Linked DNA regions of Mus musculus: region 1 is linked to region 2. Evidence: chromatin loops called from intact Hi-C (ENCODE). Cell type or tissue: heart. All regions are shown on one strand. Links, peaks and the distances in the headings refer to the core of each region. The heading gives the core; the rest is flanking DNA. Region 1 has its middle 58 kb from the start of Adgrf5. Region 2 overlaps Adgrf5 (adhesion G protein-coupled receptor F5).

What was found. Hi-C counts contacts between places; a loop is a spot of excess contacts. Peaks named below come from ENCODE experiments on the same cell type or tissue, not always from the same donor. Only the 100,000 strongest peaks of a DNase experiment are listed, where the experiment ranks them.
Region 1: it touches region 2 in a loop (2.4-fold over the local background); 3 of 42 quality-filtered maps call a loop at or near these places.

The regions. Positions count from the first base shown.
Region 1 is chr17:43,324,726-43,337,284 of GRCm38, forward strand. It overlaps a transcript of Adgrf1 not described here. Among named protein-coding and RNA genes, the nearest start is that of Adgrf5, 58 kb to the right of the region's middle. In heart, for the core only: no CTCF peak of the experiment used is centred there; a DNase peak (open chromatin) is centred at 5,196; H3K27ac peaks cover 1,542 bases.
Region 2 is chr17:43,396,651-43,409,209 of GRCm38, forward strand. Adgrf5 (adhesion G protein-coupled receptor F5) reads left to right here. Exons shown (of 21, transcript NM_001081178.1): 2 at 7,268-7,393. The coding sequence starts at 7,292. Among named protein-coding and RNA genes, the nearest start is that of Adgrf5, 13 kb to the left of the region's middle. In heart, for the core only: no CTCF peak of the experiment used is centred there; no DNase peak of the experiment used is centred there.

The DNA.
Region 1 (12,559 bases), core at 4,240-6,739, 72 kb before region 2:
AATTAATATGTTGATTTTATTGTCAATGGGATTTTCTTTTTAAGGCAAAAAGGTGAAGTAGATAAAGGACAGAATAATGCAGTTGGTTCAATCTCAATTAAGAAACAAGCATGGGCTGCCTACCCCCAATGGCCCAGTGGTTAAAAACACCAACTACCAAGCCTGAGGACCTGAGTTCTATACCCAGGACCCACATGATGGAAAAATGGAACTGACACAGGATATTTGTTCTCTGGACTCCACATGCTGTCCATGGCACATGTACACACACACACACACACACACACACACACACACACACACACACACATGCCGGAGTGCACACAAGAGCTCATGAGCACCCAATACATTTTTTAAAGAAAGAGCAATGAGAGTCCCAGATCCCTTTCTAAGCCAAGTGGCCAGACAACTGCGCCCTACCGCCATCTTGGAAGTAGATTATGGAAATAGATGACGAAAGATGGGCTACTGGGACCAAGAGATGTTGCAAGTAACTAAGGGAAGTATCATCATCCTGAAAAGAAGGGACCAAGTGAACACCAACAGAGAGGCAAGTCTCATGTTTTCTACGGAAGAGTCCAAAGTAACATCTCTAAATATCTAATTCTATCATGAGAAAAACCCAAAGGCATTGACTTTGAGCAGGTGCTGGGATCATTATCTAGATCACTCCAGCAGAGAAGCAAGACTCACCAAACTCCCCCTCCCCCCCCCCAGGCACATGATGCCCAATAAGGTTTCTGTATTCTGCTCCTAGGTATGGGCAGTCAAAGATCAGCAGGGTGCTTCAGAAAAGCCACTTTTCCAAACCATTTTGACTTTATTCTAAACGTGTGTCCTTTAATCGTCAGGTAGGAGTAGCTCTCACCCAAGGCTAAAGAAGCTTCTAATTGCAGCAGACGGGGACCATCATAGAAACCCACAACTGGTCAAATGCTGAGGGCAACAGGCTCTTAGGCCAATGACCAATCAATGTATTTACAACACGACCCCTACACCCAAGGCTTAGAGAACATTGCAGAAGAGGAGAGGAAAGAGTGTAAGAGCCAGAGGATCAGGACACTATCTGTTGTAAGATAGTATCAGGGAGAGAGAGAGAGAGAGAGAGAGAGAGAGAGAGAGAGAGAGAGAGAGAGAGAGAGAGAGAGAGAGAGAATGAGAGATTAAGTAGTGGGGTAGGGAGGAGGCAGTGGGTCTGATAGGAGTTGTGGGGAGGAGTCAGGAGTGATTATGATCAACATATGTAATATGGAACTCTTAAAGAATTAGTGCAAATACTGTGGTATTTTTAAAAATATGTAAAGGTCAGAGACAAATTTCTTCAGCTCCACTATACATGCACGTGATAGACTGAGTACCCAGACACTTCAGACCCAAGCGGAGAGGGTTTCTCACAGGGCCTAGACCTCCACTGAGCATGGGATCTGAAGCAGCTGGACTGTGGCCCCACTCTCCCATAGTGCCTTAGTGACTCAACACTCGCCTACGCTGTATGGGTCACATATTAACTAAGCCTGCTTCCTCTCAGTATAGCCCCCTCCAGCCCACACTAGAAACGTTTGAAAGGAGAGACATCCTTTGTCTTGTGGACCCAAAACGTTGCCTTTGAACTCCTGCTATGGTCTATTGTCTGAAATGAATGACCCTTCCAAACCCCAACCTGTAGAGTGTGTGTGTGTGTGTGTGTGTGTGTGTGTGTGTGTGTGTGTCCCCTCCTCTCTCCCTCCCTGAAAGCTAATAATGCACACTCACACATGTCTGTGGCATAAAGGCAGAAGAGATATCTGGGGGAGAAAGAGAACAAGTGGGGGCTGGGGGAGAGGATAGTGTAGGGGGGAACTATTTTTGTATATGCTAAGTGAAACACTAATATTTTTAATTAAAATAAACTTTTAATTTAAAAAAAAAGGTTTGCCTTTGTATAACTCTGTAAAGAACTCCGAAGAAGAGTCGCCTTTATTGCTCTATTTCCAGAGCAAACGAGATGGCCACTTGCTCCACTCTCTAGGAAGTTTCTCAGCTCAAAGCAGGCGTCAGTTAAAAACTCCCAGACCTCTTTCCTCCTTCTCGGAAACACGAAGCTTTGGCAAGAAGGCTGTTGAGCTGAACTGTACTTACGGTCACTTAACTTGAGGGGGCAGGCTCTGACCAAGAAACTCACGCAGACACCTTGAAAGCTTAATTGTGTCCCTAGCACAAAGGATATGACGCCGGTGGGAAGCGGGGCGGCCGGGGAGGGGGTGGGGAGCAGGGCAAGAGGCGCGCTGGGGTAGTGAGGGCGGGGCGGGGGATGGTGGTGCCCGGGTGGTGGTGGGGGGCGACAGTGTTGATGCTGCTTCTCTGATTAGGAATGTTGCTGAAGCCTTTCTCTGTTCAGTAGGAAAGATTAGGAAGACCAGAGCATAATAGCTCAGCTGAGGGGCAAACAATGCCTCTGTTTCCTGGATTTGTGCCCCGGGGCGCTGATAAACTGTGAGGGCTGCTTCTCAGCAAGGCGGGAATCTGCTTGGTTCTGTAAGCGATTTCACCTGCTAGAAACCAGCCTGTGTGAACTGGGTACACTTTTGGGACATCATGAGTGGATACAGGGTTGAGTCAAGGACCTTAGGGCTAGATTGACTGGTACTCCCGTGTGCTTTTCAGATTTAACTGCTAGGAACAAAGTACTTTGGAGAATTGCGTAAGGTTTGCGCTTTACCCCTACGCCTGAAGTGGCTGCGTTGCTCATTTTGCGGTTTTGGTTTTGTTCTTAAGGCCTAACACCCATAAACAGGTGACTTGCATCCTCAGCAGAGACTTAGAGCTCAAATGCTGTCCAGGAGAGATCATCGGAGCTGCCTTGCAATGAATGCATGGCTCACTTTGTTTTCTAGCATTGTGATAAAGACAATGACCAAAAGCAACTTGGGGAGGAAGGGGCTTATTGTCTTACTCATCCCCACCACAGTCGGATACTAAGGAAAACCAAGGCCCCGAGTCAAGCCTGGCAGGGACCTGGAGGGAATACGCTTACTGCTCTCATGACTTGTTAGCTTGTGTGTGTGTGTGTGTGTGTGTGTGTGTGTGTGTGTGTGTGTGTGCGCGCGCGTGTATTCCGGCACTACCTCTACCAGGGGTAGCTCTAGCCCTAGTGGAATGGCCCCTCCCTGCAGCAATTATTTATTAAGAAAATGCCCCAGATACTTGGTCAATCTCCCGGGGTTGGGGGGGGGGGGGGGAGTGCATTTTCTCAGTTCCCTCTTCCAAGGTGACCTCAGTTTGTGTCAAGTCAACAGGAAACTACTCAGCACAGTGCCTCTGCCCTCTATCCTGGGGCTCAGGCTGGGCCCTGGGACCAGGAAACAGTAAACAGATCTTCCTCCTTATCTCTGCAGTCCCAGACTGAGTTACACTCTCCCAAGGCCTTCCAGCCCTGTACGCATAGCTAGACCATATATAGACTCTACTAGAACACACATACGGAACTCCATAAAAATGTTATAAAATTAGGTCTTTACCTTCATTCCTGGGGAGCTTTGCCTACACCTTCCCTGGAGCTCACTCGAAGTTGGGAGTTTTCTTGTATATAAGTATATTGGCGAATGAAGACGATTTCAACGGAATCTCACCTCAGCTTTTTCCATCAGCCAACATCTATTTCTGTGCTCCATTTAAGGCCTAGCAGGGTCTCTCTTTTCCTCTTTCTACTTGGCTTTGCCTCAGGGAAGCAGCGAAGACCGTGCCATTATATCCATACAGCTCTAGGTTTTGGTTTTTTGGTTTTTTGGGGTTTTTTTTTGGGGGGGGGTGTTAAAATTGAACTTCTGAGGTTGTCTTTTAAAAGATTTCATCTCTAAAATGGGTACAGAGACCCATTTCAGTCACCCCTCAGCTCTCTGGAGGCTGAAGTCAGAGGTTCATGAATTTGAGGCAAATCTAAACTACGCAGGGAGACCTTAGCTCAAACAGGAAAAGTATATTATTTCTACCACCAAACCATGGGGCAGTTCTCCCTACCCCTGCTCAGATTCTCTGTGAGTGTGTGCGCATGCGCTTGTTCACATGCGCATGCACTCTTTTGATTGAACCAGTGGTCTCTCCCATATCATGCTACTACTACATGACCATCAAGCTGTAACTCCTCCCCAAGGCACACATTTCTACCAAAGCACACACTTTAAGACAGTCTCACTTATCCCAGGTTGGCTTGACTCTCCATGTAACTGAAGGTAACTTTTTCTTTCGTTTCAGTTTGGTTTGGTTTGCTGTTTGGTTTTCTGAGACAGAGTTTCTCTGAGTAACCCTGGCTGGCCTGGAACTCACTCTGTAGACCAGGCTGGCCTCGAACTCAGAAATTCGCCTGCCTCTGCCTCCCAAGTGCTGGGATTAAAGGCGAGCGCCACCACTGCCTGGCTAAAGGTAACTCCTGATCCTCTTGCCTCTACCTCCTAAATGCTTGGATCACCAGGACCACAAAGTGTTGTGTTAGACAGCAGCTCCTACCCGGACAGATCACACCAGGTCAGCACAGTCCCACCAGAAGAGATGTATTGGGCAGATAAAGGAAGAGAAGGGGGAAAAGAAGAGGCGAAGGGGTTGGGGTCTCTGCCTTTTATTTGGCCCCTGCTGTAATCATGTGCACCAAGGTGCAAAGGTAAGGAGCATAAGTGAGGTGCACTGGGTGGTGGTTGCCATGGCAACAGAGCAAGCGGGTCCTTGTCACCTAGGGATGACGTCATCACTGGATTTGAAGATTGACTATAAACAGCTTCTGATGCCAACAAGAAGCATGCTGGCTTACAGGGGTACTGAGACCTGAACTCAGGACCTTATCACACTAGGCAAGCACTCTACCGACTACAACTTAGCTTATTCCAGAGTCTTCTGAAAACTGGGACAAGCTGGATGGAAAGCTAGATCAGGAAAAAAAAATATAGGAAGGTTCTCATAACTCATACTGCTAACTCTATGATAGGTCCACATTTTACCTGATTTGAACCTAGTTAAATGAGCAGGGATTCCATTCCACAGACTGGCTCCTGTGAGATGAAGGGGTGCATTCTCTCTGGGTCAGGGAAACCCTGGGAGGGCCACACCCAGCTTGCCTTGTTGTTTCCACAGTTCATCTGTGAAGCTGCAAACCTGCGTTCAATAGATAACCTCAAAGGTCCCTTCAAGCCCCGGCTTTCTATGGTTTTGTGTCTCTTCACAGTTAACACCCTGGGAGAAGAGAAACTTATCACCAAAAAATACCAGCCCGAGTGGGTTTGGCAAGACCTTATCTTGCTGGATAGGAATCATTGATGCAAACATTGCCAACAGCTAGCTACCTTATGCCAACTGAGTGGGCGGTGACACCCTATTGGAATTCGAACTGATGCTCTGACCCAGAGCAGAGGATCCCCTTGCTGTGATGTGCTGCCAAGGCTCACAGAGGGCTTGCGGATAAGGCTTCGTGGTCCTTAGATCTCAGCCACATCCCTCACCAGGGCCTGGGGAAGGCAGCTTTTGAATTCCATAACAAACACACTGCCAGGCTCTGCCAAGGATAACTGTGCTGTCTGAGAGCCTCACCTGGTGCTGGCGATAATGTGACTCAGTTTTCCTGGAGTCAGCTTGGCCAGGGACTAGCCCCATCTACCATCTCTTTCACCAGAGTGAGAGAATGTTACCCAGGCACCCACCCTTGCTTCTGAATTTGAAAGGAATGATAAAGAGGCACGGTCAGACTTTGTTTTGACCATTGTTGAGATGTTAGAGTCTGAGAGAGAGAGAGAGAGAGAGAGAGAGAGAGAGAGAGAGAGAGAGAGAGAGAGAAAGACTTGTTCAAGACCTGCTTTCTCTTAGACTAGAGAATGATTCTCAAAATCTTGCCCCAAACGGACCAGCAGAATCCATGTTATCAAGGACTTCTTAGAAATGCTTTGTTCAGGAGGGGGAGATAGCCCATTTACTCAATTGCTTACCCTGAAAGCCCAGGAACCTGAGCTTGATTCTCCTGAATCCATGTAAACAATTCTGGCCACAGGAGTGTGTGCTTGCAATGCCAGCGCTGGGAAGGTAGAGACAAGAGGGTCCCTGAAGCTCCATGGTCCAGACTGTCTTACACAGTGAGCTTCAGGTTCTGTAAGAGACCTGGCCTCAAAATCCTAACATGGAGCAGGGCATGGCAGTGCACACCTTTAATGTAAGCACCGAGGAGGCCGAAGTGGGTAGATCGCTCTGCCTCACAATTACCTGGCAACCAGGTAGGCCTGACCATCTATAAAAGGGGCTGCTTGCCCCCTCCTCGCTTTCTTGCTCCTCTCTTGCTCCTCTCTTGCTCTATTGCCCTTTCTCTGCTTCCCCCCCCCCCACGTCTCTCCCCATTCCCCCCCACACACCTGCTCATGGCCCACCGCTAATCCTCTACTCTTCTACTTCTCTACTCTCTCTGTCTTTCTCTGCCTCCATGACCTGAATAAACTCTATTCTATACTGTACCATCATGTGGCTGGTCCCTCAGGGAGAAGGGATGCCTCGGCATGGGCCCCCTGAGTCACCCTTTCCCCCCCACACACACACCTTACCACACCTCCATAGAACATATACCCTCTCTTTATCTTTTTAAAACACATCAGTGAGACCATGTTTCAAAAAAAAAAGTAGGGTAGGGTGGAAAGAAACTGAGAAATATCTACCTGTACACCCACACTCACCCACTCACACACATACACCAGGGACCTGTGTTTCCACACACTCAACTAACTCCTGGGTACTCAAGTTCACAGGCACTCAACTGAAAACCTGAGTGGAGTTTATAAGAGGACAGAGACTTGATAATTAGGGAGTAAAGGAGGCTCTGAAGCCTCTTGTGTATGGGAAGGTCAGGGTGGTATGAGCCCCTCATTCTGGTTCATTCTCTATGGTCATTGGCGCTTCTGAGTCTCAACAATCAGGAAGATGTTGGAAAATGGTCTGAATAAAGCTGTTGGATGAGGCTTTCCAGGTGATGTAATATGAACGAGATGGGTTAGATGCCTGGCTCAGTTACTTAACTGTGCCGACTTGGTTACCCTGCCAAGCTTTGGACGCATTAGTGTAAGGAAATGCCAAGAGATAAAGTCATGGGGTGTGAGCACCGGAGGGAAGCATCTGGGTACCATCATCTCTCAACTCTCTGAGGCAGGAGCAGGAGGTTCATGAATCTGACGCAAATCTGAGCTGCAGTGGGAGCCTTAGCTTAAATAGCCAAAAGGACATCATTTCTAACACCAACCCATAGAGCAGCCCTCACCCCTATCCCTTGCACAGATTATATGTACATTCAAGATGGATCCTGAGATGGATTATCGGAGCTAAGGAGTTTATCAGATGACTTATCAGTGCCATAGACAGACAGACAGATGGACAGCAGCAAGTTAGGGGCTTTGAGGCAAATTCAATTGCTACAAAGACCGCTTAACAGGTTAAGCCTCCGAAGAGAAGGAAACTGGATCCTTTTCCTTTTCTTAGACCTTTCTGAAGACTGGGGTTTTTCACAGTGTGACCACCAATACCCACTTTGATACAAACCCTGGTATCTGGGAATCTGCTGGGTAGATACACACAGGGAGTGTTTCGTGTGGAACCTGACAGTAACAGTAGCTGTGTGTGTGTGTGTGTGTGTGTGTGTGTGTGTGAGAGAGAGAGAGAGAGAGAGACAGAGACAGAGACAGATACACGGGGGGGGGGGTCTGCTGCAGGTCTGCATTACATGGGCTAAGCAGTCGCTGGGTTCCTGCGTGTTTAACATTCTTAGGAGACTTCCTGTTATTTGATGAGCACCCGAGGAATGGCAGCTCTTGCTAATGTGAGTGCTGATGTGAGCAGCATGGTTGCTGGCGTAACTCAGGGTGCTTAAAGGAAAGGCCTCGTTAGAGAGGACAATGCATGCACACCAACCTCATTTCTACCCTGACGTCCTTGGATGGGCTGTTGTAGCACTAGCTGTGGAATGGGGGTGGAGAAGTAGGACCAAGCAGCCGTTTAGTACTTTAAGAAGTACTAAGGATTTTCAAGTAGCACTTTTCACTTTCATCCTCTTCTTCAGTCGGAGAAGCAAACTCAGATCTTCAACTGTGCAGGGACAATGTGCCATCTACTAAATCATGTGAGCCACTCCTGCTGTGCCACACTGGGGCAGTAAGAGGAATTACGCAATTCTTTTCCCTCCCCATCCTTCCTTTATTTAAACTTGAAGCCGCTGTCAGTATCTGAAAGATGGATTTGGGGGAGGGGGCAGGTCTCTAGACACTGGGTCCTGTTAACTGCTTTTCTTTCCACTGTGGCCACATTGAATCGATCTCCCTTCTCTGCTTTACACACACACACACACACACACACACACACAAACACACACATGCATACACACATGCACACACATGTGTGAGTGCCCACCATGGGGCCTTCTATTCATCTAGATTGGGAAATGTCTGCCTAATCTTAAAGGGAGGAATCAGAGTTAGCAGTTCAGAGCACCCACTGCTCTTGCAGAGCACCTGGGTTCAGTTCACTGCACACACACACACACACACACACACACACACACACACATACACACCATAAAATAATACAATAAAAGCTAGAGAAGTACAGTCTATGGGAGGGCTGAGAAAGAAACACTGCCTTTTCTATTTCTTGCTTATTATCCTATAGTAAATGTTAATGGCCCCTTGTCAGGTAAAAATGAAAGTAGCAAAAGAAGGCTTCTAAGAGAAAGAAAACTGAAGAATTATAAGCCAAAAGAATTTTCTAGTTATTTTTCCCTAATTAACAAAAACTAGACTTTTTAGGGCTGGTGAGATGGCTCAGCGGGTACAGGTCTACTGTCAAGCACGATGACCGAGTTCAGTCACCAGGACGCACATGGTGGAAGGAGAGACTCAGCTCATGAAACTGTCCTCTGACTGCCAAATGGCCTGTGGCACACAGGACGGAGGCATGTGCTTGTTCACACATAAACACACACCCTAAAACAAACAAACAAGAAAGAAAGAGACTTCTATTTAGTTCAATGGCTCTCTACCTTCCTAATGCTGTGACCCTTTAATATTCTCCTGTTTTGGTACACACACACACACACACACACACACACACACACACACACACACACCCTGCCACCAACCATAAAATTATTTTTGTTGCTACTTCACAACTGTAATTTTGGTACTGTTATGAATTATAATATAAATATCTGTGTTTTGCAATGGTCTTAGGCGACCCCTGTGAAAGGGTCTTTCTACCCCCAGAGGGTAGTGATCTGTAGGTTAAGGACCATGGGTTCAGGAGATCTTTAAGTGTGCAGGGCTCCTAGGTTTCTGAATTGCCATTTCTTCCTAATCTGCCTCTCTCTCTGCTTTTGTTTTCGGCCCTACTGAGGCCCAGACACCAGCATCCAGACCTTTTCCGGCCTCGCACTCCCCCATACCATATGGGAATGTATTTTTCTTATCCTGGCCTTGCAGGTGTGGTGGGTACCCACGTAGACAGTAATACACATCTGGTCGAGTGTTGAAGTGAGCCATAGTTTACATCCGGAGTATAATCAGTAGCCGTATAGGAGGTGTGTCTATGAGGCAATAAGATGAAACTTCTTCTTCCCAAAGGGATATTGCTTTTGTTTATTTGTTCATTTGAGGAAGTGGACGACCGTCACCTCCTGTAGCTGCTGAGCAACTTATCTACTTCCAGCACTTATGCTTAGCCATAAATCCTTGGGTAATTCATCTCTCCTCAGCCCCAGTCAGTCGTTGACTGTGAAATAAGGAGAGCCGAGCTCCTCCCTCCAGGTTGCTGTGAGAAGTAAATAAATAGTGCAGGTAGCAAAATTCTCGCTAAATTCTCTAGCACCTTCAGTGCTCAATATGTGTTAGCTATAACACATGTTAACATCTGTTTTATCCTTACTCTAAAACTGCGCAGCAGATAGCAAAAATCCCTTCCCATGTTAGACTTGCCTCTTTAGGTCTCTTGTCTTATTCATTCCACTAAGACACACTCACTGCTGGAAACGCAGATCCCATCTTTCAAAACCAGGTGGAAAGATGCCTCTTGCCGAGGACCTGAGTTCCCAGCAGGCATGTTTGGCTGTTCATAATTGCTTGGAATCTAACTCTGCGGAATTTGACACCCACTTCTGGCTTCCATGAGCATCTGCACACACTCTTGTGCCTATGAACACAAGCAAGCACAACACCACACACACACACACACACACACACACACACATACTCCCACAGACATAAATAAAAATAAAATGTTTTTTTAAACAAATAAAACCCTGCTTGTATTTTTGTTTTGTTTTGTTTTGTTTTTAGATTCATGACCCTAGACAAGTCATGGTGGGACATGACTTTAATCCTAGCTTTTGGGAGGCAGAGGCAAGGGAATTTCTAGGAGTTCAAAGGCACTGAGAGCTAGAGTGAGACTGGCTCAAAGACAAAAACAAGTTCAAATCCCTCTCAAAGCTGTTGCTGTTGTCAGCATTGCAGAAAGTAAAGACTGTAACCTTGGCCTTGAGGGTTACTGAGGGAAGAGTGTGTTTTCTCTGCTTCTGAAGCTACATTTCCCTGGCCTGGGGCTCTGTTCCCACCCCCATAGCTTCCCTGCCAACCCAAGTCTCAAATCCCAAATCAAAGAGGACTCCAGCTGTCCCTTGGCGTGGCAATCAACCAACTACTGCTCAGTATTCAGCAATGTTCATAAGACACAAACCTGGGCACAGGCCAGCTTCTATGGACTTGATGTCACCAGCACCTTGACACAAGACTGAGGCTTCTATAGCCCAGCAGTAATTCCCACTTTTCCTGTTGGAATGTTTCTACCCAGTAAACCCGGACACAAGGGAGTATATGTGCATATCTGTGTGTGTGTGTGTGTGTGTGTGTGTGTGTTTCTGTGGGTGCATGTGTGTGTTGAGGCCAAAAGTTGACCTTGGGAGTTGATTCTTAGAAGCTACCCACCTTGTTTTTAAGATGGGTTTCTTATTGGTCTGGAACTTTCAAAGTGGACTGCTTTGCCAGTAGGCCCCAAAGATCTGGCTATTTCTTCGTCCTCGGCCTTGAGATTACAAATATACAACACCAAGCTTTTCCACATGACTTCTAGTGAATCAAACTCCAATCTTCATGCCTTTGCAGCAAGCACTGTAACGAGTAAGTTCTCTCGCTACCCTTTGGTGGCTCTAATTATATGTCTCTGCACTGAGTTCTTATATCTGTATCTAGCATGCATGCGTGTGTGTGTGTGTGTGTGTGTGTGTGTGTGTGTGTGTGTGTGTGTTATGGTAAACTCAGTTGTGTAGATGAGGAAACAGAGACTAAGTTCTCCTAGAAAGTGATAAAAAAAAGATTCAAACTCACAATGTTCTCATTCCAATGTTATTTTCCTTCCCAATCAAGAACTCCAGAGAACTGGTTGGGCTGGGGTGGGGGAGGGAGAAAGGCAGCTACAGGGTCCTTTCTGGTACTCATCATACTCTCCTTGGCTAACATCTTTTAACCTGTTGGCTTAGCTCTGGCAACAGCTTCGATGCTTATGGGGAGTAAGTCAACCCCTGCTAGCCATGGGTTTATAACTGAGAGCTGAATCTCAGAACCGGCTCATCTTCTTTGCAGCCAGCAATTTGGGCAATGAAAATCCTAGTTCTTGCCTCCCTAATTTTAACTCCCAGGACTTGAACATAAACAGTAATATCAAGAAGAATGAACAAGGTCCTCAGCTTACAGAATACACACTCCAAAAAGCCAGGCTTCCAGTCTCAACTTCGTTCTCCTACCAGTGGAGAAGTACAAAGGGCAAGTCACACAGGAAGCAATTACTGGGCTCATTCTCAGCTTGTCACCACACCCCAGGGATGTGGGAGCAACAGTCAAAAATGATTTTTTAAAAAAATCCATTTGTGTTAGATGTTAAAAGCATGTGCAATGAGGAGGAGAAATTAACTACAGAGTGATATGTTAGAATGGTGGAGCACACTAGGCCAAGACAGTTCCATGTGGAAGGGGTTTTATTGGGAAAGAGAGAGAAAGAGAGAGAGAGAGAAGAAAGAGAAGAGGGGGAGAGAATGAGGGAGGGGTGTGTTCTTATTATTTATATGGAGAATGAAGTAATGCAGTTATAGGTGGGAGGTAAGCCAAGTGGATGCTGGGATGCCTGCTGTCTTGGCAACTGATCTGCAGGTCACAGGTCACACTTTCACCTATGTGATGTCACAGATTTGGGATGTCTTGATGCCAACACACAGAGAGAAGGTATTATTTTTATTCCTGCTGAAACTGAGAGTCTGAAATAGAAGTCATTCTATTCATAGAATGAAAAATAAAGTATAGCCATGGAGATTGTATTCTGCAGGTCATTGTTTATTGAAGACCTTTGAGAGAAAGAGGTGTGTGCTAAAGAAGACCTCTTTAATTCCTTCTGTTTGTTAGAAGGAAGAGGCCAGAAGAGGAGAGGAAAGAGCTGAACCATCAAGCTTTAAAAATTGATTTAGTTTTAAGTTAAAAATTTTAAAATTGATTTAGTTTAAAAATTTAGTTTTAAGCGTGTGTGTGTGTGTGTG
Region 2 (12,559 bases), core at 4,791-7,290:
GATCAAACTCAGATCTTTATACAGGATAGACAATTGCTCTGACATTGAGCCACAGCCCCAGTAAACAGGGAAAATAATCTCAGTGTGCAAAGCTGCTCCTGAAATGGGGTGCCATCACCCAACTGTCCACCGTCCAGGAACTCTGTTTTGCATTTCTTAAACAAACGTACCACTTTAGTCTAAGTCTTAATTTTAGTAAGGATATGTTTTCAAAGAGATCCAAGTCTGTACCCTAGGGCAAGGAGGTAAGGGCTATAAAGAGACAGCTCCCAAGACAGGCTGTGGTGGTGCACCCCTTTAATACCCGTGCTTAGGAGGCAGAGACAGGTAGATCTCTGTTGAGGCCCAGCCTAGTCTACAGAGTGAGTTCATCAACAGCCAGGGCTACACAGAGAAACACTGTCTCAGAAAACAAGGGAGTGGCGAGGTGCTCGGGGAGAGGAAAGGAGGGAGAAAGGGAAGGAGGAAGGGAAGAAGAGAGAGGGGAGGAGGAGAGGGAGGGAGGAAGGAAGGGGTAGAGGAAAGGAGGGACAGACAAAGGGGGAGGGAGGGAGGGAGGGACGGAGGGAGGGAGGAAGGGAGGGAGGGAGGGAGGGAGGGAGGGAGGGAGGAAGGGAAAGAGAGAGATCCTAAAGTACTTCCAAAGCACCCAATAGTATATCTCCTTAGTGAGCCCCAGGCCAAGGCCAAGTTGATTCACAGTCAAGGGTTTCTTTGAAACCATCCTAGTGTGTAATGTAATTCATTCCATTCATAAAAAGAGAGTCACTGATACAACAACATTCAAGTATGTGGTGCAAAATGAAGGAGGCCCCTCCCCCCAGACCGTTGTAAGCAAATTCTGGAGTCCTGTGCGTGCCATCTCCAGCTGCTTATGCCCTACACATGACAACTCTTCCCAGGATGGTGACCATCTCACTACCAATAAGACATCCCACCCTGCATGAGAGAGCATCCCACCTGAAGGCCCCGTGAGCATCCTCAGGTCCTCCTCTACGGACTAAAGCATCACTGGATGTTGTTGGCCACATCCTCCTCCCCAAATGCCAAACTTCCTTGGCTCACATTATTCTCAGTGCTCATTGCTGTAGTTTTCTATGCTTGGTTTTGATGACAGGGTCTCACTGTGTAGTTCAGGCTGGTCTTGAAGATTCCCCCTGCCTCAGCTTCACAAACACTGGGATTATAAGTGGGCAGGGATATGACGACTTGCCCCCTTCACTTCCTGTCACTCTAACCTTGTTCCTAAATATCCAGGAACAATCGTCCTCTTGGCCTGGACTTGACTATCTGGAATTCTGTTGGGTTTGGTTCTAGTCTTTTCTCCCACCTGTCTCTTGGTTTAATCTTACTAATCATGTGGTCAACAATATCAGGTCTGCCTACCATGGCATTCACCTCACAGAACATCTGTCTTCTGCTCTTTTGAAGTCCAGGCACTCTGAACCACTTATAGCTCCTTGAATGAGCCATGTTCTCTCCTACCCCAGGGCCCTTGCACATGGTGTTTTTGACTTGGAAACTTCTAATTCTCTCTCTCTCTCTCTCTCTCTCTCTCTCTCTCTCTCTCTCTCTCTCTCTCTCTGTCTCTCTCCTAAAGATAATTGAAATGTATGCTTATTTAAACACTATGCTAGGCACCTTCCATAAGCTCAAGACTGGGGCAGGTCTTAGTTAGTTAGTTAGTTAGTTAGTTAGTTAGTTAGTTAGTTAGTTAGTTAGTTTTGCTTTCCAGAAAGTTAAGCACACTATTCAAAGGATCCACACTGGCTTTAGGCGTCCTACATTTAGATTCTTGCTCAAAGTTGTTTAAGCACCCACTATGTGGCTCAGTTAATTTTAGATCATACTGTTAATTAGAAAGCACACCTGAAACACTTCAGAGGGATTGTTATGAAGATGAAGCGATGGAATATAGTTGGTTCTCAGCATTGGGTACATAACAACTGCTCAAGAACTGTTACTACTGCAGTGACTCAAGCGACTGATTCTTTAGTGCTGTCTGTCTGCTTCATTAGACACCAAGCTCCATGGAAACAGGACCCACTGTCTCGGTGACTGCCACTTCCTTGAGCCCAGCGGAACACCTGGCACTTGTCAGGACCTAATAAATGGGTGCATGAATAGATGGGTGAGGGATTCATGGCTTCATGGAACAATGCGTGTCATGCAAGCAGGAAGGTCCGGGGCCTGCACTAGTGTGTGTAGGTGTTCAGGGAATGGGACTATTTATAGCCCCGGGTATCAAGGGACTTGAGTTAGGAGGCAGCCCTTTCCTGGACACGGTGGGTGGGTAAACTTTGAATTTACAGTGACTCCTGGGCCTATGAGAGATGAAGATTAATGAGAGCCAAATGAATGGCAGGATTATCTTAGTTGCCAACCACTTAAAAATAGTTTGGTGATAATTGTTCCCGTTCACGCTCAAAAATGGTTTTGGTTTGACTTTTTGCTTTTGTATGAACACTGGAAAAACTTCTTGCCCTGTTTTAGATACCGCCCGAGATGTCAGCCAACATCAGTAGTGGACAGCTGGGGAATGCTTACTAAGCACATTATTAAAAAATAAAAGTCAGATCATGGGGGCCTTGGGTACCAGTGATAGTACTTTTACTTTGAAAAGAATTAGGAGCTTAGCAGGGAAGGACTAAAGAAAGAGAGTGACAGACTCATCTGAGGTGGGACAAAGAAAAAGGGTGGTGGCTATTGTTGCCATAGTAACACAGGTCAGGCAGGGAGGCCTGGGCCAGGTCACATATCAGAGGTAGATGGCTTCAGTTGGATTTAGAAGTTAAACTGGTCAAGGCTGCATCTGAGATGCAAAACGTGTACGGAATTGTATGTGTTTAAAGGAGTCAGAAGATTTTCCAAGGGCAACTGCTGTAACTCAATGCTCTGTCAAATTCTTGCCCTTGTTCATAAGAAAGCTCTAGCTCAGTAGATAACGTGATCTGCCCTGTGTCACACCAATAACTGGTGGCCTCGGGAATGCATGCTTTGATTACCTGCTCCATTTGGAGAAAAATTTCCACGTGTTATTATTGCTATTTCATCAAGAAATTCTCTTGCCTCAAATGCCCCTCCCCTGGAACATTAGGTCACTTGGTAATCAGTTTCTCCACTATCCTGTACCAGGCTCTGAGCCCTGAACAAAGTTTCCACTTCTGTATCTGAGAAGTGAAGTAGAAACGACTTAGTAGTCTCATAGAGTTCTGGGTAGCCTAGAGGGTTAAGTGATGCAATCTGTTTATTTTTAGAGATGATATCTCACTAGGCAGCCAAATCTTCATGCCCTTATTTCCCCGAATTACAGGCATGAACTACGGTGCCCGGAGGGTGCCACCCTCATAGAGCATAGCACCACCCTGGGCATGCTTCCCCACCTTGTGCCTAGGGACTGTGATCCCCATTTCCCATCTGCAGTTATCCAAAGTCCTATCAACATGGTTCACCAGGCTATAGGAAAATCCGATTAGCTGGAATCTAAACAATCGCTGGTTACGGCTTTGCTTCTAACCGTCTCCACCCTTAGCTGGCTGTGAGATCGTTAGCACTAAGCTTTAGTATTTTCATCTGGAAATCCAAGATAGCTGTGTGTATTCCATGAGGGGTGCATGAGAGAAAATGGCAAGACAGAGCTGGGTGAAGTTTACCAAAACCAATCATTTCCAAAAAGAATCCCACAGTGGCCCTGTTGGAAGGGACTTGACATCCCTGTGGTAGTTCATTATATGACCATTCTATGGACAGGAGTTGAACCCTGCAGGAGGCCCATTTCCTCACCCCTAATCAAAGTTATCCAGGACTGCTGACAGGATTGTAGGACAAAAGCCAGTCTTCGGATGTAGGCTGCCTCTCAGATTCAAGAAAACAGGCTGGGTCTTCCCTGAGCCTTTTGTGGTACACAGCCACTTCACAAGGCACCGTCACTATTGGCAACTGAGGAGCCAGACGTGGCATGGTCCGTGTGTTGCTGAGAACTGCTATGACTTATTCCCGGAATGTGACATCATCCCGCACTTTCCTGTCTTCTGCCTTCGTAGACTTGAAGACCGAGTCTGGGTTGACGAGGAAGTTGCTCAGTATGACGGGGATAATCCTGGGAATTAGACCACATTTCCCAGCTGTTGGTCTTGTGATAGGCCAGCTCACACAAGTAGGTGACTTAAAGTAGAGTGTCCAATACTTTAATTAATTAAGAATTGATTAACTAGGAATGACAGCAAAGAATTTTCTGTCTCTGTGTCTTTGAACTTTACCCCAGGAATGTTAGAAGCATTATGCACGTTTGGGGCATTACAACTAAGGGCACTTGTGACCATATTTGGCCTTATTTGTGGGAGGTAGCGCCAGGTGTCAACTCTATCAGTGTGGATCTTTTCCCCGTTAGCTAAGTTATGGAGCACTGCAGATTTCCTCATAGGTGAGAACTCCATGAGCTGGGGGGCAGACATGTTAATAAGACCAGTGGCAGGCTAAGAGGAGTTACAGCTTCAAGTTTCTTCCCTGATGAAGCCCGAATAGTCAAAGTGGCCTCCCTCTGGCACCGTGCTCCCTTTGACCAAGTTTGTCATACTAGTTGTCGGTTAGTTAGAATACCGCTTTCCTTCCAGAGTGTGACTTTCCTGTCTTCCAGACAATACCTCTTCTTTACTGGATAGCTGACAATTGTCCCTCATTCCAGAGGATATTTGTAAGTTGGGGTTCTATCTATGTCTCTTGGAAAACACACACACCCCCAAATGAGTCAAACAATGTGTTGTTGCTTTTCTCCAAATGTCTCAACAGAATGAAGAGTTTAAACTTTATCAAGACCAATCTTAAAGGAAGCTAGAAGTAGAGAGAGATGAGACTATATTGGCCACACCCTATATTGGTGTATCAGATGTGACCATTTAGGGACTTTATTTCCAAAGGATACTCTCTCAGGAGGCAAATTAACCTCCTCAGGCCCCAGCCCAGGACATTATACACTGGTTGGCCCATTTGGGTCAATCCAAAACACAAACGAAGGATTTACTGAAGCATTTGGGAAGTAAAGAGTGGGAGTTTCCTGTAGTCTCTCCTGTGCCTGAGTCCCTCCTTAGGTTTCAGGGGCTAAGGAAGTCTAACTGTTCTCAGACCCTTGATGAATTGCCTCATTGTGGTGCCAACCAGTATATAATGTCCTGTGCTGGGGCCTGAGAAGATTAATTTGCCTCCTGAACAAGTATCCTTTGGAGATATAGGATGGGCTGATTTATTTGCAGAGATAGTTGCTATCAACAGACTCCATCATCCTACCTATCCCTGCACCAAAAATGTGCATAAAGACCACGTGATATGTCATTGTCCCTGCAGCAGATGCATCTGGTCTGTGACGTCTGTCCCCAGAACTGAAATGACAAAACCTTGTCCTAAAATAACTGAGTTGAAGAATTTGAAAAATGCATCCACTGCCAGATGTGCAAACCAAAGTGTTTCCCAAAGCCTTGTGTTTCCTTCGATCCCACTGGGGAAGGGGAAAGGGCAGTTGTCTCTTGGTGACTGACATACAGTTCTTCCTGATGTGTGCAGCTCGGCCCTCATCATGTGGCACCCTGATCCTGATTCTCTGGTGTTCTCTGCAGCGCTCTCCTGGCTGCCCTCTGCCCTTCACAACCCACTGGGATGATGACCATTGCCAGCCATGTTCACTGTGCTTTCGTTCTTTTAATTCTTCTCTTTCCTGCTTTATCCTGTTATTATTTTTTTTTTTTCAGAATCAGAATCTCAGGAGCTTCTTCCTGGATTTTCATCTCATTTGCGTCTCAGGAAATTCTGAGAGAGCTAAGGGAGAAAAATATAATGACCTGCATTTTGTAGAGGAAGCACTGGGGTCAATAGAAGATTTAGTCCAGGACATGGGTCACAATAATGCCCCCTAGACCATAAGCCTAATCTCCCTGTGGCTGTTTCCACAGGCACACATGGGTATAGAATACCATGAGGAGAGGGCTGGGGAGATGGCTCAGTGGGGAAAGTGCCTGCTGTGTTACCATGATGTTCAGCACCCCCCTCCCCAGCACCCCCATTAAAGCCATTCTGTAATTTCAACACTGGTAGACAGGCAGGCTCTGTGGCTTGCTGACCAGTTAGCCGAGTCAGTGGATAAGGTCCAGGTTCACCGAAGGACCTCCTTCATAAAATAAGGTGGAGAGTGTGCGCACACACACACACAAAGTCAGAAAGGAAGGGTTTATACCAAGCCTTTTTTTGTTTTTTCGTTTTCATTTTTATTTCTGGATGTACTTGTTGGGATTATTTTCTCTGATTTTCAAATAAAGCAAAGATTCATTGGTTACAAGAAGGCCTCCTTTTGCATCTCCAGCACTTTACAGAGAGAGGTTTTTATAACTAAATACTAACAAGTCCTAGACTATCAATATAGTCAAAGGGCCAATTGAATGGTTTTATTTTAATAGAATTAAAAGGAAAAAATAGGTAAAGAGAGAGCAGGGTAGACTTGAAAATACCAAAGTGCATTGAATGTAGCAAAAGAGCGAGGTGAGGTCTCTGAATGCTTTTATGGCACAGTCCGTATAGTGCATCATATTAAACGGATCTCTCTGTGCACGTGTATGTGCGTGGGGTGTGCATATGCCGTGCTGCATGAGTGGAAGATAGAAAACCACTTTAAACGTCCACCTTTAACCTCTTTGAGGCAGGGTCTCTTTAATGTTCACTATTGTGTGCGCCAGGCTGGCTGGCCAGGAGCTTTCGGAGGCTCTGTGCGTTTCATTTCAGATGTGTCCATAGCAGCACAGGATTTATGATGGTGCCACCTCGCCTGGCTTTCCACGGGTGATGGAGATGCAGAATCCCCCCTCTCCTATTTGTGCAGCATTTTTCTCACAATGCCATCACTCAGCCTAATAGCATTTTTTTTTTTTTTACTAAACTGCCCATCTCTTTTTCTTGCTTTCTTTCTTTAGCTTCATTTTCTCCCCTCTTTTTTTCACCCCACCCTTCATCATGTCCACAGAACCTATACTCCCCAACCTGCTACCTTTGTATTACTCACGTTAACATCTCCAAACACCCACTTCTCCCCATCCTCTGGGACATGTTTGCCTCCCCAGGAGAGACGATGTTTCTCCCTCAGTTTGACATCTCCCTGCCCTCCCCTTCCCTTCCCCTCTATTGCAAAGGTCCTTGAGTGATGTGACTTTCAGGACACGGGTTGTCAGTTCTTCCCTCCTTTCCTAAATCAATCACTGGGTCACTAAAGCACCATCCTTTCTTTCAGGCGAAGCCACTCAGACCTGAAGACATGAGATCGCCAAGGACCTTCACGTTCTACTTCCTGCTTCTTGTGATTTGTTCTTCAGAAGCTGCGCTGAGCACACCAACAGAGCCCATTGTTCAACCTTCAGTGAGTAAAGCTAAACCTGCAGTCATTTCCTCCGCCCAGGTCTTTGATTTCCCGGTAAGGTCACAATCAGAAAACAGTTCTTTGAAGCAATGGGGTAGGAGGGGATTTTGAGACAGTGTTGCAAATGTAACTGTTTCACAATCTGAAATCACTAGTATCAGGAGAGCTTCCCTCACTAGATTACCATCTCCACATCCCAGCAGGCTGATGGGCTGCGTGCAGCAAGAAAAGTTCTAACTGCAGATCAACCCAAAATTGTAAGTTTACTTAAAACAGGTTTAGAAATGATGTAAGCCTATCGAAGGGTTCTTCCCGGTAAACGTGGTAGACAACATCAACAACATCGAGTTGCCATCTCTGAAAGGCTGGAGACACCTGATTGGCTGAGGCTTCACATGGAAGCTGGCCATGATTAGGCATCACAGTTTAAAAGCCATTAGTCTCTGTGTTCGTAGCACAGTTAAAGGTTAACAGCCCCAAAGGGCCACGGGTAGTGTCTAGGACTCTTCATGAATAATGAAAGTCATTTGTCTTTGGGAAGTCAGGCAGCATTTAGCTAAGTAGGGGAGGTGATGGGTGTATTGCTTCATGTGGGTTCTTTATCTCACTTCTTCATATACTAGAGGCAAGGTCCACTGCAGGCTGGGAGATCAGACGTGTAATTCTGCATCTTAGACTCTTCACCTATAGAATCATGCGAACAGCAGTAGCAATTTCCTATGATTCTTATGAGAATTAAATTGGTTGATATTTATGACGGGCATCAGAAAAAAAGATTGTGTTTCAGATTTTTTTCTCTTGTATTGAACTTAATCTGAGGAGACTAGACTATGATTCAGGGAGTATAATTTATTCACATTTAGTATGTTTGAAGTCTTACTTTCAGTGCTCTGTTTTATGACTGTGTTTATCGACTTCTTGATGATGTAACAAATGTCTGATGTAAACAACTTGGAGACAAAAGCTTTGATTTTGACTCACAGTTTTAGAGACCGTACTCCATAGAGGAATGACATGACAGACCACTAAGTTTGCGTTCACAGTAGCTGTGACACAGAGTAAAGGAACTGCTGGTTGCTTTTCTTTTCTCCCCTGTAATTCTTTCTGCTCCATCCTCTTGGATTCCCTATCATAAGGGTGAAGCCAACAACACCAGGGTGAGCTTGTTATCAGATAATCCTATCTGGAAATGCCTCTACCGAGCCCAGAGTTGTGCCTCCACCTCCCAGGTGATCCTTAATCCGGTCAAGTAGACAATGAAGACTCACTGTCTCCAAGATTGTATGTGCTTTCTTCCTTTTCCCATGTTAGGGTCTAGGTTTTCTTTGTCCTTTTTGTTTTCCATTCTCATGATTTGAAGAATGTGCGCAATATGTCTCCTCTAAGCTCTGGTTTGTGGGGTACAAGCCAAGCAGAAGAATGAACAATCCTGCTCATTGGATTAAGGAGGAAACATTTGCACCTGTACCCTAGTGGTTATTCAGAAGACGTGGTGTGATTTCCACATTGAGGTTAATCTATCCCCTCTTTCAGAAGTATTCCCAGTGATCACACCCACAGCAACAAGCTGCACATGTCTAATCTTGGCATCACACCTCGATTGATGTCCAGCTCTGACACACACAAACTTCAGAGTCTTCATTATTTTTTCTTATATCTCTGAACCTCTGCCCTCTCACATCCCTTGTCCGGCTTGTTGTAAAGATCATACATGTGTGCTTTCACCAAGGGCCAAGGAATTGGTCCTTATAGTTGATGTATGCTGCTAGCCATCTGTGAGGAATCTTTGTAAGATAATTATCCAATTGGGAAGCAAAAGTTTAGCTTGACATTCTAGGCTAACAAATGAGTGAGTGGAAGGCTCTGGTGATGGGGGCTGAGATGTGTGGCAGCTGGAGTCCCTGCTGAGCATCTTGTTTGGCATCTGTTCCTCTAGATTTTGCCATCTACCTTTCAAGCTGGGGAGATGGCTCGGTTGCTGGACCGTTCTTGCTGTGCAAGAGTAAGGACCGAAGTTTGTTCCTCAGCATCCCTGTTTAAAAGCCAGATATATTAGCATGCACTCATCACCCACACTGGGGAGGATGAAGAGAGCAGGATCCCTGGTGTTCAATGCCAGCTGGCCCAGCCGAATTGGTGAACTCTAGGCTAAAAAGACTCTCTGTATCAAAAACCAAGGCAAAGAATAACTGAGGAAGGCATCTAAAATTAACCTCTGTCTGCCACTCACATACACACACACACACACACACACACACACACACACACACACACTCACTCACTCACACACACACACACTCACATACTCACACACAAACACACAACTCTTATTTCCAATTGATTACCTTCCCCAAATCCAGACCACTCACTTCCACCAAAATTATGTAGAAAGCCATCTTGTGTGAAAGGTGGGGCTCTTCCTGGAATTGGTGACCTTGTTTCTCCCGGCTGAAGTGATGCCATCAGGAAATCCCCACTGGACAGAGTTGTGGCATAGAGCCTTATCTGGCGATCACACTTTGTAAAAAGTGTGTAGACAGATTCAAGTGAGCTGTTTTGTCTAATCTGAAAACACCGAAGAGCTTTGTGATCCAAGTCCATTTCCCCTTCTTAGCCAGAGAACAAAATTTGGTAGAAAAAGCAAGTGCCAGACTCTCAGTTACCCAAGCTAGAACCCCCTGAGGACTCAGGATGGCAAGGCTGGTCCTTGGGAGCCCAGAGCAGTGGGACACAAGAGCACACCCCACTGCCATAGACCACATTAGACACATTATACACCTCTGCACTGGTATTGTTTAGCAGGTAGAAATCAGAGCTTAGAAGAAGAGGGTAGTTCTTCCAGCTAATAGGCGGGAGCAGTGGGAGTCAGCTCACAATGTGACTCTAGCCTTTGCTTGTTCAAATCAAGGCCCTAGGACCTGACATCCCAGTTTTGGGTAGTATGGTACATCAGGGCAAGCGGAATGGGATGTGAGAGCTGTACCTTGCAAAGATGAGTCCAGAAAGCTGCAGATGGTTACTCTAAAGCATCAATTGTCAACCTGTAGTTTATGAAACATTTGGGGGCCTGAGCTGCCCTTTCACAGGGGTGGGCTAAAACCATTGGGAAACAGAGATATTAACATTATGATTCATAATTACAGTTATGAGGCAAAGTGACAGTTATGAAGTAGAAAGGAGGTAATTTTATGGTTGGGGGGTCACCACACCATGAGAAACTATACTAAAGGGTCATAGCATTAGGAAGGTTGAGAACCAGTGCTACAAAGATTTGAGAAGGTTGTGACCCCCATAAGGAACCTTCACACATGGGACGCACTGGTCACCAAGGCTCCCAATCTGTTATTGAGCTTAGTCAGAGTGTGGGAAGGAAAGGAAAAATTCTGTCCTCACAAAGCCTTGAGATACTCAGCATTATGGGTGAAATATACTTTGATTTTTAACACACTGTAGCCAGCAGCGTTTGTCTGTGTCCTTCAAACACACCTCAGAATGTACATAGGTGTCTAGTAAACACACCTCAGAACGTACATAGGTGGCTAGCCCTTCCGAGGCCTCCATGGAGGATAGAAGCAGGACTGCAGGGCCAGAATCTCCCTTCTATCTGGGCATAGGGCCAAGCCACAGGCAGGGGAAACCGAGAGGAACCACCCTATACATCAACTGCGTGACTTCAGTTCCTGTATCCTTACATTCCTCTGGGACAACTCACTGCAGAGGAAGCAGCAATTGGGCTTTTGAAATTCCAGTCACCATCCATCATGTCTCTAGTTCTGCAAGAGCATTTGTGAACTCCCATGTCCATAGAACGCTCCCTGCCCTTCCTCTCTTACACAGCCTCAGCCAGCGTCCCTTAAGGACTCCAAGAAGAGGCGTACACACAACACAGCTGGTAATTTCCCCAAATTATAGCTTAGAATGGAGAGGGAGACCAGCCAGGAAAACTGTTAGTTGAAAAAGGAGTAAGGGTGTGGTGGCTCATGCCTTTAAGCATGGAGGAGGCAGAGGCAGGCAGATCTCTGAGTGCAAGGCTAGCCTGGCCTACAGAGTAAATTTCAAGTCAGCCAGGGCTACACAGAGAAACCTTGTCTCTACAAAACCCTAATAGTTACAATTTTGAAAGAAAAGAAAGGGAGAGGAAGAGGAGGCAGATGCAGGAGAGTATGGAGGGATGCTTTAGGCAAGGGAAGATTGGCTCCCTGATAGGAGCTCTGTTTTCCAGAATGTCTCCTAAGCCGTCATAGGCAAGGGCAGACTTTGAGGTCAGATTCGCTGCCAGTGAAATGTGAGTGGTCACAGCACCTTTGATTGTCCTGGTGGAGAGTGTGTAATGTATCTCAGGAATTTTGTTGCAGTTGAGCGAGAGTGTAAGAGTGAACAAACGAGGGAACCACCGTGGACCCAGTTGATGAGGGTAAGCTTAGCGTGGTGTGGCATTCAAAGATGTGTGGAGTTCATAGGAAAGGACATATCAGTGTGTGTAGGGCCATCAAAGAAATGGGGCTTGTTCACTGAGCCTTGTATGTGAGTATGGGGCTCTGGGAGGGGAGTTTGCTCCCAGGAGTAATATGTACCCCAGGAGTCTCCCTGCAGGCTGGAGGCAACAAGAAAGGCCACAATAGTAAGGGAAGGCTTGGTTACTAGCTATTGGGTGGGAACTGACCCCGTCAGCAAAGTGAACTATTCATCACAGGTGGGTGTTGGAAAGGTCGGACTTGAGAAGAACCCAGTGGCACTGTATAGACTAGTGACAAGTATCCCAAGCAATGTGGCCTCTGACTCTAAATGGCGCTTTCTGTTCTCTACCCACAATAACCATTTGACCTTGGCAATGACCTTGTAGAGCAGGCTGCACTTATCCCCCTGCTACAGATTAGGGGAAAAGCAAGCAGGTTGAATAACTTGTTTGAGGTCACACCACTATCTGATGGTGGAACTAAGGTGGCAGCTTAGTATCAGTAGAAGGATTCTCTCTCTCTCTCTCTCTCTCTCTCTCTCTCTCTCTCTCTCTCTCTCTCTCTCTCTGTGTGTGTGTGTGTGTGTGTGTGTGTGTGTGTGTGTGTGTGTGTGTGTGTACATACTTGTGCATGTGTGCTCAGATGCATGGACCTGTGTGTGTGGAAGCCAGAGGAGGATTTTTGGTATCCTGGTGTGTGTGTGTGTTTG